Regions from separate parts of the Homo sapiens genome. Here region 1 is linked to region 2. Evidence: chromatin contacts called from ENCODE Hi-C data. All regions are on one chromosome and are shown on one strand. Each heading gives the region's core, a stretch centred on a gene start or an enhancer-like site at or near the end of the contact. The rest is flanking DNA. Distances are from core to core; before and after follow the strand shown.

Region 1 (6,170 bases), core at 3,331-5,830, 1.5 Mb after region 2:
GAAACGGTGTCATGTTCAGCAAAATGTCACCTTTGGTGATTTCTTGGACTGGTGGATTAGGTTCTGGTTTATAGGGAGGGCCTCCATTTGAGAACGTGAACTTTTCAAGATACAAGCCTATTCAAGGCAGTAGAGGAAGGCAGGGGGGCACCCACCATGCAGGTGAAAACGATTGTGGTAAGAACATCCTCCAGCAGTTAAACAGTGACACCAACCCCCACGGAGCAGAGCACAGTCCTACAGAGTTGCACTGAAGGGGCCAGATGGTTCAAGAACAGGAGCACTCTCTGGGAAAATGACAAAGTATTAACATGTCCAAATAAAGAACCTGCCAATCTGAGGGTGGCAAAGAGAAAAGCAGACCCCAAGGCCAATGTTGGCAGAGCCATCTGAGCCTTGTCCAGGGAGGCTGCCACCGCTAACAACGCCACACTAAGGAGTCACACACCCAGATCCCAGGCCCAAGCTGGTGAGGGTTTGGTTTCCCTTGCAACGTGCTCACAGGGAGAAAATGTGCTGGCTGGAGGGGAGCATCTAGACCCCTTGGATATGAAGCCTGTCCAAGAAAGTAGCAAACCCCTTTGGTCTTGCACATGGCGGCTAAACATTCAACTCTCATGAATCTGCTGTGAGAGTTGGTCCATTCTCAAAATTTTTTCAAAGCCTCTTTGGGGCCCTGTAAGGCAGAGGGGTCAGAACTGTTCCAGAAGACCTCATCACCAAAGGAGTGCTACCCCTCAGGGCCTGAGTGGTAGCCCACCCACCTGGGGGCCACTGAGAACCTAGGAACTGGCCCCAGCGGGGAAGAGAAGGGTTCTCCAGTCCTCTGAATTCTCCAAGGCAGACTCTTTGTCAATGCCCCAGCCTCAAGCAAGCCATCCCTGCAAGTGGCCTGGGGCCACGACACTGCACCAGGGGTCAGCTGTCACCTCCATTAAAGGCAAAGGACTAAAAGAAATGTCCTGTGGGCCCACAAGAAAGCCCACTTTAGCACAACAGCCTCAAAGAAGCACAAAAGTAACTCACTTATGCTAGGGAACTATCCATCCCCCTTCAGCCTGAGCATCTGCCCCTCTCAAAACCCCTAGCCACAGGATCTCCACACTCTGCCTTTAACCGGGCTGCCTCCCCTCCCTGTTCTAGCAGGTTGGATCAAGTCACTAGCACTTGGTTGGAATCCAGTCTTCCCTTAATGGAATTCCTGAAAGGATTTATTCATGATGCCTTCCATGCACTTTAGCTGGCCTGTCATTACAGGCCTTGTGAAATGGCTATAGAAATTAAGAGAAAGCAACCCCGAATTTGAGAAAGGTGTCCAAATGCATTTTTATAGCGTAGAAGCAAACCAATACAGATAATCTGACTTGGCGCTGCCCGGAATATTTAACCCCTTCCTGGTTTTTGGCAAGGATGAGCCTGGAGGGTTGGGTTTCAAAGAAGGAGGCGACATTCCATTCCATCAGAGCGTCACCATGTGGAGGCCACGGCCTGACTGCAGATAGGAAAGAAAACGCTCTAAAGCCCCAGATATGACTACATTTGTTCTCAACCTGAACTTCGCCTCAAGGTAATCTTGGGAGGTAAATTTGATTTCTGAGAATCGCTTCACCTGTTGGAGAGAAAGCACGCCATGCACATCAGCCTCCCCTTCCTGGTGAGAAGAGGGAAGCTGGAGCCTCTCCAGAGGGACAGGAAATCCCTATAAATGGCCAATGGCCGCTGACATCCAAGCAGGCCAATTAAAAGGAAAATACATCAGTTTACAGCCAAGGCAACCCCACACCATTTCATAACACGGGGCTAGGCACAGCTGTGCCTTGGTGGTCCAGTCCTGTGCCCACGTCAGAGCTAAGCACTTGCTACGCTCCTTTTTGGCCTGAAATCCCACAGACCTGGTTCTGAGTTCCTTCCTCCCCACTCCTATGACCTTGGTCACGTCTCTGAGCCTCATGTCACAGGTTTCCACAGGAAGAATGTGCAGATCCTTCCTGAATCGGCCCCATGAGCCAAATGGATTGAAGAACGGCTATCATTCAGTCAACTACGCGTGGGAACCGCCGGGATCTCCTGGGGGATGGGCAGTGTACGAGTACCCAAGCATTCCATTTGTTCACTGTGGCCAATCACGCCCTAATAAAATGAGACCCTTGTGTGAATGGGCTCTGAAAGCAGCTTACGATAAAATCTGCTCATCCCCATCATCTTTACCTAAGAAGAATTTTATTCTGTGAACTTACTCTTAACCACATTCCTAAATGTTCTCAACATAGTGTCTACTCTGTAGGAAGAAAAGGCTGCTTTCAAAAGAGTCACACCTAAGGGTGAGGAGGAACAAATAAACCAGATCACTCTGATCTGTCCCCAGCGCAGTTTGTGTGACAGCACCAAAGCTGATATTGTTCCGAGCCATTTGTCCCATCAACACAAGCTACGTGAGTGAATTCCTTGAGGGAGAGTAATTACTGTATCTGAGGCCGGGGAAATTATCCTTGGGGTGTACTCCTCTCTCCTGAGAATAGTTCCTCTCACAATTATGTTTTCTGCTAGGAATCTATTATATGATCTAGTTTTCCCTCCAAAGACATCATTAGTCATATGGTGAAAATGTAACTACAATTGAAAATACAAGATGTTTTGTTAAAATGCCATATTCAACGCTTAGTAACTGTCAAGCTCAAAAGTTTTACAGAATCAGTGCCTGGCATCTCTTCTTAAAAATGCCGCTACTGTTTCCCGCATCGCCTTTCTTGTAAGGATTGTGAAGTTCTCCTTCTTTAAAATAATTACGTAGGACTTCATAAAGTTATTCTGGTCACAATGCTCAGCTTTGCTAGGGCGTTGTATGTTGCGTTTGTATCGCAGCACCATGTTTTGGGGGAAATCATGTGAGAAAAAGTCTTTCCTGGAAACAACCGGAGTGGTCCAGTGTCTTTGTAATGGGAAGGAACTTGGAGTCAGAATAGCTGGGTCCTAGCCCTGGCTCTGCCTTTGAGTGAATCAGCTCTGCGCCCGAGCTCCTGTTTCCTTTGCCCTACTGTGAACCATGGGACCAGGCACTTTCTTTCTTTCTTTCTTTTGTTTTTGTGTTTTTTTTTTGAGACAGAGTCTCACACTGTCACCTGGGCTGGAGTACAATGGTACGATCCCGACTCACTGCAACCTCTGCCTCCTGGATTCAAGCAATTCTCCTGCTTCAGCCTCCCGAGTAGCTGGGATTACAGGCACTCGCCACCACGCTTGGCTATTTTTTTTGTATTTCTACTAGAGACAGGGTTTCACTATGTTGGCCAGGCTGGTCTCGAACTCCTGACCTCGTGATCCACCTGCCTCAGCCTCCCAAAGTGCTGGGATTACAGGCGTGAGCCACTGTGCCCGGCCAGAACCAGGCACTTTCAAAACTGCTTCACTTCTTACCTTCGGAGACACCTCCCCAGCAATGCCAGGACATCCAGCCTCCGCGTGATCATTACAATTAGCTCAATGCATCAAACTGAATTTTTAAAAGTTGAAAACAATGGACTTGATACAGACAGCAAAATGAATATACTGAGAGCAGTCAGAGAAGTAGCCCCTGACCCAACGTCACACTTGGAGTCGCACAGAGATGATGCCAAATACAAACTCCGCCACTGTGAGAAGAGAGAAATGCAGAGTGAGGCTGGGCTCTGACTTCTCAGCCTAACCTAATCATGGCTGGGGACTGAGACCACCGCCAGCAATTGGAGGGACAAAAGCAGGAGCAGGAGGAACCCATGCATGGGAGGGGCAAAAGAGGCCGACTTGGTGGACCAGCAGGCGCAGAGGCGGACCAGGAGGGTGGCGACCCGTGTGGGTGAGGTCCAGTGGGATGCAGCTCCTCCTGCAGCCCCAACACAAGATCCGCATTTAATGCGCACTGTTATTGATTGTCCTGGCTTTTGGTTGGGGAAATATGGTACCCAAGTTTGGAGCCAACTGGACGCAGCACCCAAGAACAGGCTGGTGTTGGGACAACAGTGGGCACAGAGAGGGCTTCTGCAGCTAGCACCCTTTGGCAGGAAAAACTCTTCAGCAGTGGCAACTGAACCACCAACAGCAGGAAATCCTGTGGGCACCAGAGCCTCCAGGAAGAGCTCTGCTTCCCTGCTGGCTACATGGACCCTGGCACCCCATAAGGCCCTGTGCTAGACAAGGCATGGCCACTGTGTCGGAGTGCACAGAGCTAGAAATTGCTGTCCTCATCCCAGCCCTGCCCCTTTCAAGCCCAGGAGCATGGGCAAGTCCCTTAACCACCTTTGTCTCAGTTTCCTTTCTATTCTGTGTGCTGGAGTGATAAACCATCTAGACTCTGAATTGTAGGCACCAGGAACAAAGGAAAGGATGGGGCAGGCAGGGGAGGAGGAGCAGGGAGAGGGAAGACAGACGCAGGTGCTGCTGTGGCTGGGGAGGGCAGTGGGTAGGAAGCCAGACAGCAAAACTACCCTTGGCCCCTGCAGAAACCAGCAGCTGGAACACAGCAGACATATCCTGTCTGTCAACCCCTCTGGCTCCACCCATTTCTGAGTCATGGGCAGGTCCCTCGGCGGCCCATTGCAGGCTCTTCCCCTGCCTGAGCACACAAGGTTACTGTAGGGCAAGTCTCTATCTGGTGGCCACCCCGCCCGGGCTGCGCTCCTAAGAATGGACAGTTGGGGCTCCTCCCTCACTACAAGCCATTACCAGCTGGCTAACTGTGATGATTCATGTGATCAGTTTAAACACTTAGAGAATATAGGGGTGACAAGTCACATACTGGGTGATGTGGTTTGGCTCTGTGTCCCCACCCAAATCTCATCTTGAATTGTAATCCCCACGTGTCAAGGGAGGGACTGGGCGAGAGGTGTGATTGGATCCTGGGGGCGGTTCCCTCATGCTGTTCTCATGATAGTGAGGGAGTTCTCATGAGATCTAATGTTCTAAATGTGTGTGGGTTCTTTTATGCTCTCTCTCTCTCTCTCCCCTCACCCCATGCCACCATGTAAGACATGCCTTGCTTCCCCTTCACCTTCTGCCATGATTGTAAGTTTCCTGAGCCCTCCCCAACCATGCCAAACTGTGAGCCAATTAAACCTCTTTCCTTTAAAAATGACCCAGTCTCAGGTAGTTCTTTATAGCAGTGTGAAAATGGACAAACACACTGGGTAGGGGAGCGATACTCACTGCTTGCAAACACTGGCTACACCTGTGTGCCAGGCTTATGCCAAGACATTTCAAACCCAGATGCCACCAGGTTTCAGATGTCTTCATTTCTGCATTACAACCCATCTTCATTTTACAAGACACCTTTCCCAGCATTTTCTACTGTCATGACAACATTTCCAAGGCCACACATAACAGACGGACAGGAATCGCTCTATGTTGCTCACTGCTTTGCCATAATTTGTCTATATAGACAAACGACGCCAAAACATGACGCGGTGTCCTGGTTTCTTGATACATTTTTCTATAAAATATTTCTTTAAGTTGAGAAGGAGAATTCTAGAACCCTATGTTGAAATTTCAACATGATCAAAGGAGTGGGCCCACATCTGAGCCTGCCACAGAGCTGCTTTCTTAACAGAACAGGCTGGTATGCTCTGAAAATGCAAGTATCACATCACAGTGCTATACTGTTGTCTGTTGAGAAGGTACTGAATCTGTTTCTGCTTGTGCAAACACAGACATACAGTTACCCAGCCACCAACTGGGCTTGCAGATCCCAGGGACCAGTCTTTCAAAGCTCTAAAATTGTGATTACAATGAAGATGGGACTGCCCATGCTAAGGGTCTCAAAGACTTAGCTTCAAGAGGGTAGAAAAACAAAAAGAAGATAATAGGGAAAAGAAGAAAGACAACTGAAAATTTAAAACGTGAGTCTTGATTGGTCTTCTTCAAAATGAAAGAAGGGCTGAATCCAGTTTTAAGTTCAAAGTCCTAAAATATTAGCATATTCCAGGGGTACCTGAGTCATTTGTATTGTTCCAAAGTCCTCCCAGATTTTCAAATTGCTTTCCATGATTCAGTAGAAACTAGGGACCATGGTTTCTTGATGAAGTCTGACACGTCCTCTGCCTATCAGCTCCCCCAACCCACCTGTCTGATCCACTTAGGAGCAGACAATGAGTGCTTGGAGCATAAGGAGATGAAGGATAAATTCCACAGAAGAAACAGAT
Region 2 (7,096 bases), core at 4,147-6,646:
CTCCTGACTTGAGGGCCCTCAAGCAACCCCCTGGGGACCCCGTCACGCGTCTCTGGGAGCCCGGGGTTACTCGCTGCTCGCGTCCACATGCTGCTCAAGTGCTGAGGTCCCAAAGCTCTGCAGCTTCTGCTCCTGTCCGGAGAAGCGGGGCCCAGTAAGCAGGTGGGACCCTCGGCCTCTGCCACAGCTACTTTTGCCAATGTCACAGCAGGTAGGAGTCAGGTGCTGACATCCAGGGTTCCAGGGCAGGGAGCCCCCTGCCTCTTCCTGTGGGGCGCTTGAGCCACAGTCCACCTGCCTAACGGGCATGGCATTGAGGCCCCTAGACAGAGAAATACAACCTCCGCCAAGCCCCCTCAGGTGTCTCAGGTCTGCTCCGCACCGACGGACCACGAGAATGAAAGAATGCGGCTGCCTGCAGGCCCCAGATGGAGCCAGCCACCTCACAGGGTCTTCTGGTGGGGGCTGCAGGGAGTCCCATGGTCTTGCCTTCTGGTCTCTGCGATGTGGTATTTAAATGGGTCTCGAGCTAAGGCCCCAAGTGAGATTCTCAAAGCCATGGAATCCAATCATGGAATGTCTGATGTCCACAACCTCCTCCCTAGGAGCGGCCCTGTGAAAGCGCACCTGCACTGTGGTCCTGCAGCACGGAGGTCACATGTGTCCCAGGCGGCAGTGCCTGGCACCCAGCCTCGGCGGCTCCAGAGGCTGACAGATGAAGGACACGGATATCACCCAGCCAGCGGGAATCTACTACCTGTCCATCTGGACGGGATGCACAGTGACAGGACAGGCTTGCCTCTCCCCACAGGGCAGCTACTGGCCTCAGACGTGCTTGGGACAATCTCTGCACAGCCCAGTTTGGAGACTCACAGCTGTGCTGCTCCCCTCACTTCCAAAAAGGACGTCTTGACGTCATCAACTTCTGGGCCTTTAATTCACCCCTTGGTTTATGCCACTTTCAAATTTCTCTGAAGGCTCCTTCCAGATTGAATGCTGGACCCTCGAAGGATATGTTTAACTGAAACCTGTGAAGGGGACTCTATTTGGAAAAAGGATCTTTGGGCCGGGCACGGTGGCTCACGCCTGTAATCCCAGCACTTTGGGAGGCCGAGGCAGGCAGATCACCTGAGGTCAGGAGCTCAAGACCAGCCTGGCCAACATAGTGAAACCCCATCTCTACTAAACAGAAATACAGAAAAATTAGTCAGGTGTGGTGGTGCATACTTGTAATCCCAGCTACTCAGGAGGCTGAGGCAGGAGAATTGCTTGTACCTGGAAGGGGGAGGTTGCAGTGAGCCTAGATCGCTCCATTGTACTTCAGCCTGAGCGACAGAGTGAGACCCTCGTCTCAAAAAAAAAAAAAAGAAAGAAAAAGAAAAAGAAGGCCAGGCGTGGTGGCCCCATGCCTGTAATCCCAGTACTTTGGGAGGCCGAGGTGGGCGGATCACGAGGTCAGGAGATTGAGACCATCCTGGCTAACACGGTGAAACCCCGTCTCTACTAAAAATACAAAAAAATTAGCCAGGCGTGGTGGCGGGCGCCTGTGGTCCCAGCTACTCAGGAGGCTAAGGCAGGAGAATGGCATGAACCCGGGAGGCAGAGCTTGCAGTGAGCCGAGATCGCGCCACTGCACTTCTGCCTGGGCAACACAGCAAGACTCCGTCTCAAAAAAAAGAAAGAAAGAAAAAGTATCTTTGCAGATGTAAGATTCCAAGATGAGATCATGCCAGATTATCCAGGTGGGCCTGAATCCCATGTTAAGTGGACTTTTAAGAGAGCACACTGGGCGGAGGCCACGTGAGGACAGAGACAGAGACTGGAGTGATTCGGCCGTGAGCCCCAGAAGCCTGGGGCCACCGAGAGCTGGAAGAGGCCGGGAAGGACCCTTGTATGGAGGGAGCATGGCCCTGCCCACACCCTGGTCTCAGACTTCTGGCCCCCAGACTATGAGAGGTGAATTTCTGCTACAATGAGCAACCTGGTTTGTGGTACTTTGTTTTGGCAGTCCGGGCAAACTCCTACATGACCCTAAGGCTGCATATGGTATTTTCAATCCAGCAAACTCATACATAACCCTACAGCTGTGTACCTTAGGGTTACGGAAGCAATAGAGCAAAAGGGGTTGGGAGGCTGCCCTGAGGGCCCCAGGATCTCCCCCATGCAGTGAGGCCTACAGAAACATGTGAGCTGCTGAACTGATAGCCAGGAAGGCTTTCCACACATACACACCTGGGGCTCCAAAGAGCCAAACCTCCCAGCCCTGGAAGAACCTGAGGTTTCCTACACCCAAGAGGAAACAGTCCTAGCAATGTGGAAGGGCAGATGGCCGCAGCCACTAGTTCCCTCCACTCCTTCCTGTCTAGAATCCAAGCCAGAGCAGCGGGGAAGTGCCCCACCCCAGGGTGCATCCCATGGCCTGTCTTGGGCAGGTCTGTGCTTGACTTGGGCAGCCCCCCCAGCTCCTCTCCTCCATGCACCCCCAAACCTCAAGCCTGCCCTTGCCCTCTGCGTTCTATCTGCAAACCCCAATCATGCTGCCTGACACACTGCACCTCCTGCCAGTACTGGTCATGCCAACATGTTCCCTCCTTTAGTTCCCCACCACTAATATGTACCTTAGGCTTAGGCCCAGAAACAAAATCCAAACACAGGCTCAAGGTTTTGCTCTGCCCAGGGAGGGTGGCTGCCTCTGACAGGACCTGGCAGAAAACAGCTGGGGAGAACAGCTCTGAAGCCCAGACGTGCAGATGGTCCAGTCGCAACAAATCTGTGCTACACTCACAAGGAATCAGTGGGAGCTCCCTGGCAATAGGTGTACCCTGAGCCTGGCATGAAGGGCACAAGGAGCCCTGGTGCTATCTTGCAAACAGGTATTGTGCCTAGTTTGCAGGTGAGACTCCGGAAGGCTCAGAAACCAGGGCCAGGTCCCTCAGCTGGAATTCCAAGATGTGGAGACACCTGCTTTGAGGTGGGACCCCCAGACACCTGGGTCAGTCCCCATAAGGCGCCTCTCCAGCCGCCCTGCTACATGCCACACCCCTGAGGCATTCTCCAGTCTCATTCCAAGTAGCCTTGAGGCAAATCTCTGGGGCCCAGCCAGAGGCTATGTTCTGCCAGTTTCTAAGTTTTCTTTCCTCACATTCAGCTATGTGAACAAGGCTTTGGAGTCCTAAGCCACATGTGATGATCAAAATCAAGAACAAACTCTTGCAAGAGCAGCTCTAGACTTTGGGGACACGTCCCCTTGGAACTGCAGCTAGAAGCGGCAAACACTGGCCCCAAGGCCATTTCCAGGCTCTGTCCCCCATTCCCTCCTGTGCCCACTAAGGCTGGTCCAGGCTCGCTGGGTCTCCAGCCATCTCAGCCCCTCGGTCATCACATTGCTTCTCCTTGTCCAGCCGGGCTTGGACATCGGGGTATGGGAGCAAAATGCCTGCATGGAACCCTGTGGAGCCCACAGGTAAGGATGCCGTGCACTGGGGAGACCCGAGGTAGGAACAGCAGCGCCATCCTTTCGAGGCTCCACCTGAGGTGAGCAATCAGAGGACACCCCTCGAGTCACTGGGAGTTCGAGAACAAAGGACATTGCTGGGGGATCCCGAGTGAGCCAAAGAAGGAAACAGTTTGCCCAATGAAGTAGGAGGTGGATGGGAGGAGGGACGGGACAGACACAGCAGGACCTGCACACTTCTGCCAAGAGAGTGGACGCTGTCCTCAGAGCCCCCTGGTTCCACACTGCCTGGCTGCCCCTGCTTCAGGCACCCTGCACCTTTCTTCCCAAGCCCAATCCTACCTCTGACTCTGCCCAAGCAATCCGCCAGCCTGTGGTGACCTCCCCCAACCCCCTCAAGCTAGGAGTGGTCCAGAGCAGTGCTTAAGAGCCGGAGCCACAGAACCGGTGCACCCTGACTGTCCCAGGCAGGGTCTGCCTGCAGCTGGATGGAACAGGGTCTCAAGTAAGACCACCTGTGAAGCACCGCATCCTTCCCAACAGGACCTCCACTTACTTCGGACTCGAACCCCCTGCCTTTCCACGCTCAACTCTGCTCAGCTTGGTCCTCCTGGGGGCACGCCTAGGTCAGCCCTCAAATTCCACTGAAGCTCTGCTCCCCTCTTCCTGTCCTCCTCCCAGGCCAGCCCGCACCGCAGGCCCCGCCGTGCCCAGGTGGCCCTTCTTTACATCCCGTGGGGCCCAGCACAGGGACCAGGCATACCTGCTCCCGTCCCCAGTGACCAGGCCGCAGGTGGGCAGCACAGGAGAGCACGACCCGGCAGGGCACCCCCAGCCCTCCTGCTGACTCGACAAGGCCAGGAAGTGCCCGTCGTCCTGGTTCTGCCTCGGCCCTGCGTGACACCCACGCCACTGCACCCAGGCCTCTCCTACCCCTCCACGGGCCACTTAGCTGCAACCAGGAGGCCGTGGGCCAACGCGTTTTAAAAGCTGGCTCCCTAAAGCCAATCCGCACAGTCCCGAACTGCTCTCTGGGGCTTCTCCTCGTCAGAGCAAACACCTGCAGGGATGCCGCTCTGCTAGAGGGTGCAGAGCAGCCCCTGCCCCACCCTCTTCCCTTCGGCCACCTCCTGGCGTGGTCAGGCCGAGGGGAATCCACCCTCGTGGGCACCGTGACCTCACTCGGCGTCTTCTTCCTGACTTCCCCACGCACAGGGGCCCAGGAGGTGAGCGCGCGAGCGTCTCGAGCTCCACGGCCGCTTCTGCGTTCCAGCGGGGCAAGGTCCCGGCTCGCGTGACTGCTCCGGGACTCCTCGGGGCTCTGCGACATTTCCTCGCCTCCGGGAGCCGCACCGCCCGCCCGCCCCCGCGGCAGTTGGCCCGGTCGGCGGGAAGGGGCGAGGACGAGCGGCTGCGCCATAGCTGGTGCACAGGGCTCCCTCCTACCCGCGTACCCCGACGCCGGACCCGTCCCACCCGCAGGGGCCCGCAGAGCGCTCAGCCCTCCGCTTCCGCCCCCGCAAGCCAAGCAGAGCGGGAGGCTCATCCCGCGCCTGCCTCCAGGGCGCCCGCGCCAGGCTCTGCCCGCAGCTCCCGAGCCTCCCTCGGGGAACTGAGGCTCGTCTCGGGCAGCCCCGCCAAGGTCACGGGCTCGGGTTACGTAAGCCCGGGCTGCGGGCGGATGCGTACCTGCAGCGGGAACGTGGCCGCCCGGTTGCCCACGTAGCCGCGGATGACGTGGCTCTGTATGGAGAGCACCCGGCACTCCTCCTCCATGCCGGGCCTGGCCGCGGCGGCGCGGGGCCGAGGCGGGGGCACGGTCTCCGCCGCTCGCTCGGGCTCCGGCTCGGCTCGGGCTCGGGCTCCGGCCCCGGCTCCCCTCGGCTGCGACTCTGGCTCTGGCGCGCGGCGGACCCGATCAGCGCAGACGCCTCCTTCTGACCTCAGCGGGCGGCTCCGAACCCGCGAGTTCCGCGCGGCGCCGGGGGCTGGCCGGGGGCGGACCGGGGCGGGGACAGCCACGCAGGCCCCGCCCCCGGGCTGGGAGGAAGCGAAACCGGACCCTGGCCGCGCGGCCGCGCCAGGTGGCCCCCGCCACTCTGCCGCCCGAAACGCTGGGTTTGCACTTTCATTCCGCCTGGAGAGGGCTCTGCAGCGCCGTTCATTCGTTCGTTCATTCATTCATTCAACCATTGTGCTCCGCCTCAGCCCTGCGCCCCGCGCCCCGCGCCCCGCGCCCCGCCGCACGCAGGGGAGACTCGGGGGCCCGGGCTCCACGCCCCTGACCTCCGGGCGCGACACTCTCGCAACGCGGATGGCCACGAGAGTGCGCGCGGGCGTGGGAATAGTGCGGAGGCGCGAAAGTGACCCCGGACCCCGGATACCCAAGGGAACCGCGCTCTCAACTGCCTGCAGGGCCCGGAGCCCGCATCCGATCCGCGTCCCTTCCCAGGGGCCGCGCGGGAGCTGACAGACACGGGGCCGGGGGGACCCAGTCAACTCCGCACCGGCCTGGGGCGGCGGGCTTCTCTGGGGGCGCCCCAGACCCTTGCGGACCCTGAGTGCCCACTCTGGTGGCGCGGCCTGCAGAGGCCCCCAGCCGATGGCCACATGCCCGGCCGTCCATCCACAGGTGCCTGGGTCTGGGCCGCGTGTCCGATCCCACCCCAACCAGGTCTTCCTGTGGAGGGCCTGCCTTCGAGGACGAACCTGACCCCCTGGGGGACCCCACAGCCTTCACTTCCCACCCCTACGCTCTCCACAGCTGACGCACTCCCTGCGGCTTCCCTGCACCACCCCGGGGAACGGAGGCCTTTGGGTTCCAGACTTGCAGACATGGTGATTTGGGGCCCTGGGGTCAGTATCACCAGACTAAAGTCTTGGTGACCTAACACAGCGCACCTAGGGCTCTGTAGCTTGGTGAGACCCAATGCCCGACCAGGCGGGTGCTGAGGACTGAGGGAGGAAGACATTACTTAGAGATCTAGGCTTTTAAAAGAAAGTACTTCATAATTAGTCATAATTGTCCATTAATAATAGCTAACATTGGCCGGGCGCGGTGGCTCACGCCTATAATCCCAGCACTTTGGGAGGCTGAGTTGAGCGGATCAAGAGGTCAGGAGTTCAAGACCAGTCTGGCCAACATAATGAAACCCCATCTCTACTAAAAATACAAAAATTTAGCTGGGTGTGGTGGTGTGCACCTGTAATCCCAGCTACTTGGGAGGCTGAGGCAGGAGAATTGCATGAACCCAGGAGGTGGAGGTTGCAGTGAGCCAAGATCGCGCCATTGCCCTCCAGCCCGGGTGACAGTGAGAGACTCTGTCTCAAAAAAATAATAAAATAAAATAAAGAGAATTAATTGTAACACACCCCTAGATGGTACCACGAGGCTGGAGTCCAAAAGCGCTTGTCCTGGCCCTCGCACCCACTCGCCTGCGTGCTTCCCCTCCCACAAGGAGTTAGAGCGTGGTGCCAGGTAAGCAAGCCACACCCCTATCACAAGTCCAGCAAAAGGCTCCAGGGAACTCTCCCGTCTCATCACCTTAAAGGCTGTAACCCTTTGTAAGAAATAAATTCTCCTGTCCTTTCCCAAACTTATAGATTGTGAAGTTAACAAACTAAGGAGAAGTCAGAGGTTAC

The links. A loop is a pair of places that touch in the nucleus more often than their neighbours do. Pooled maps may share reads with other maps.
Region 1: a map with no recorded cell type shows a loop between it and region 2 (8-fold over the local background). The contact joins the enhancer-like site here to the promoter of PDXK in region 2. A Hi-C loop is called at or near these places in 3 of 37 single-sample maps with no recorded cell type and 8 of 50 pooled maps.

The regions. Positions count from the first base shown.
Region 1 is chr21:42,226,646-42,232,815 of GRCh38, reverse strand. The region is part of intron 2 of ABCG1 (ATP binding cassette subfamily G member 1); the gene reads right to left. Among named protein-coding and RNA genes, the nearest start is that of ABCG1, 11 kb to the right of the region's middle. RefSeq lists enhancers at 4,151-4,400, 4,591-4,640. Within about 2 kb of position 4,580, at least 19 of the 41 ENCODE cell types and tissues checked have a DNase peak (open chromatin) inside an H3K27ac peak, as active enhancers do.
Region 2 is chr21:43,717,429-43,724,524 of GRCh38, reverse strand. PDXK (pyridoxal kinase) reads right to left here and starts at 5,396. Exons shown (of 11, transcript NM_003681.5): 1 at 5,144-5,396. The coding sequence starts at 5,230. LOC124905032 (a long non-coding RNA gene) reads left to right here and starts at 5,977. Exons shown (of 2, transcript XR_007067896.1): 1 at 5,977-6,310; 2 at 6,833-7,050. RefSeq lists silencers at 4,408-4,597, 4,755-5,064, 5,105-5,894 and enhancers at 3,794-4,703, 6,045-6,094.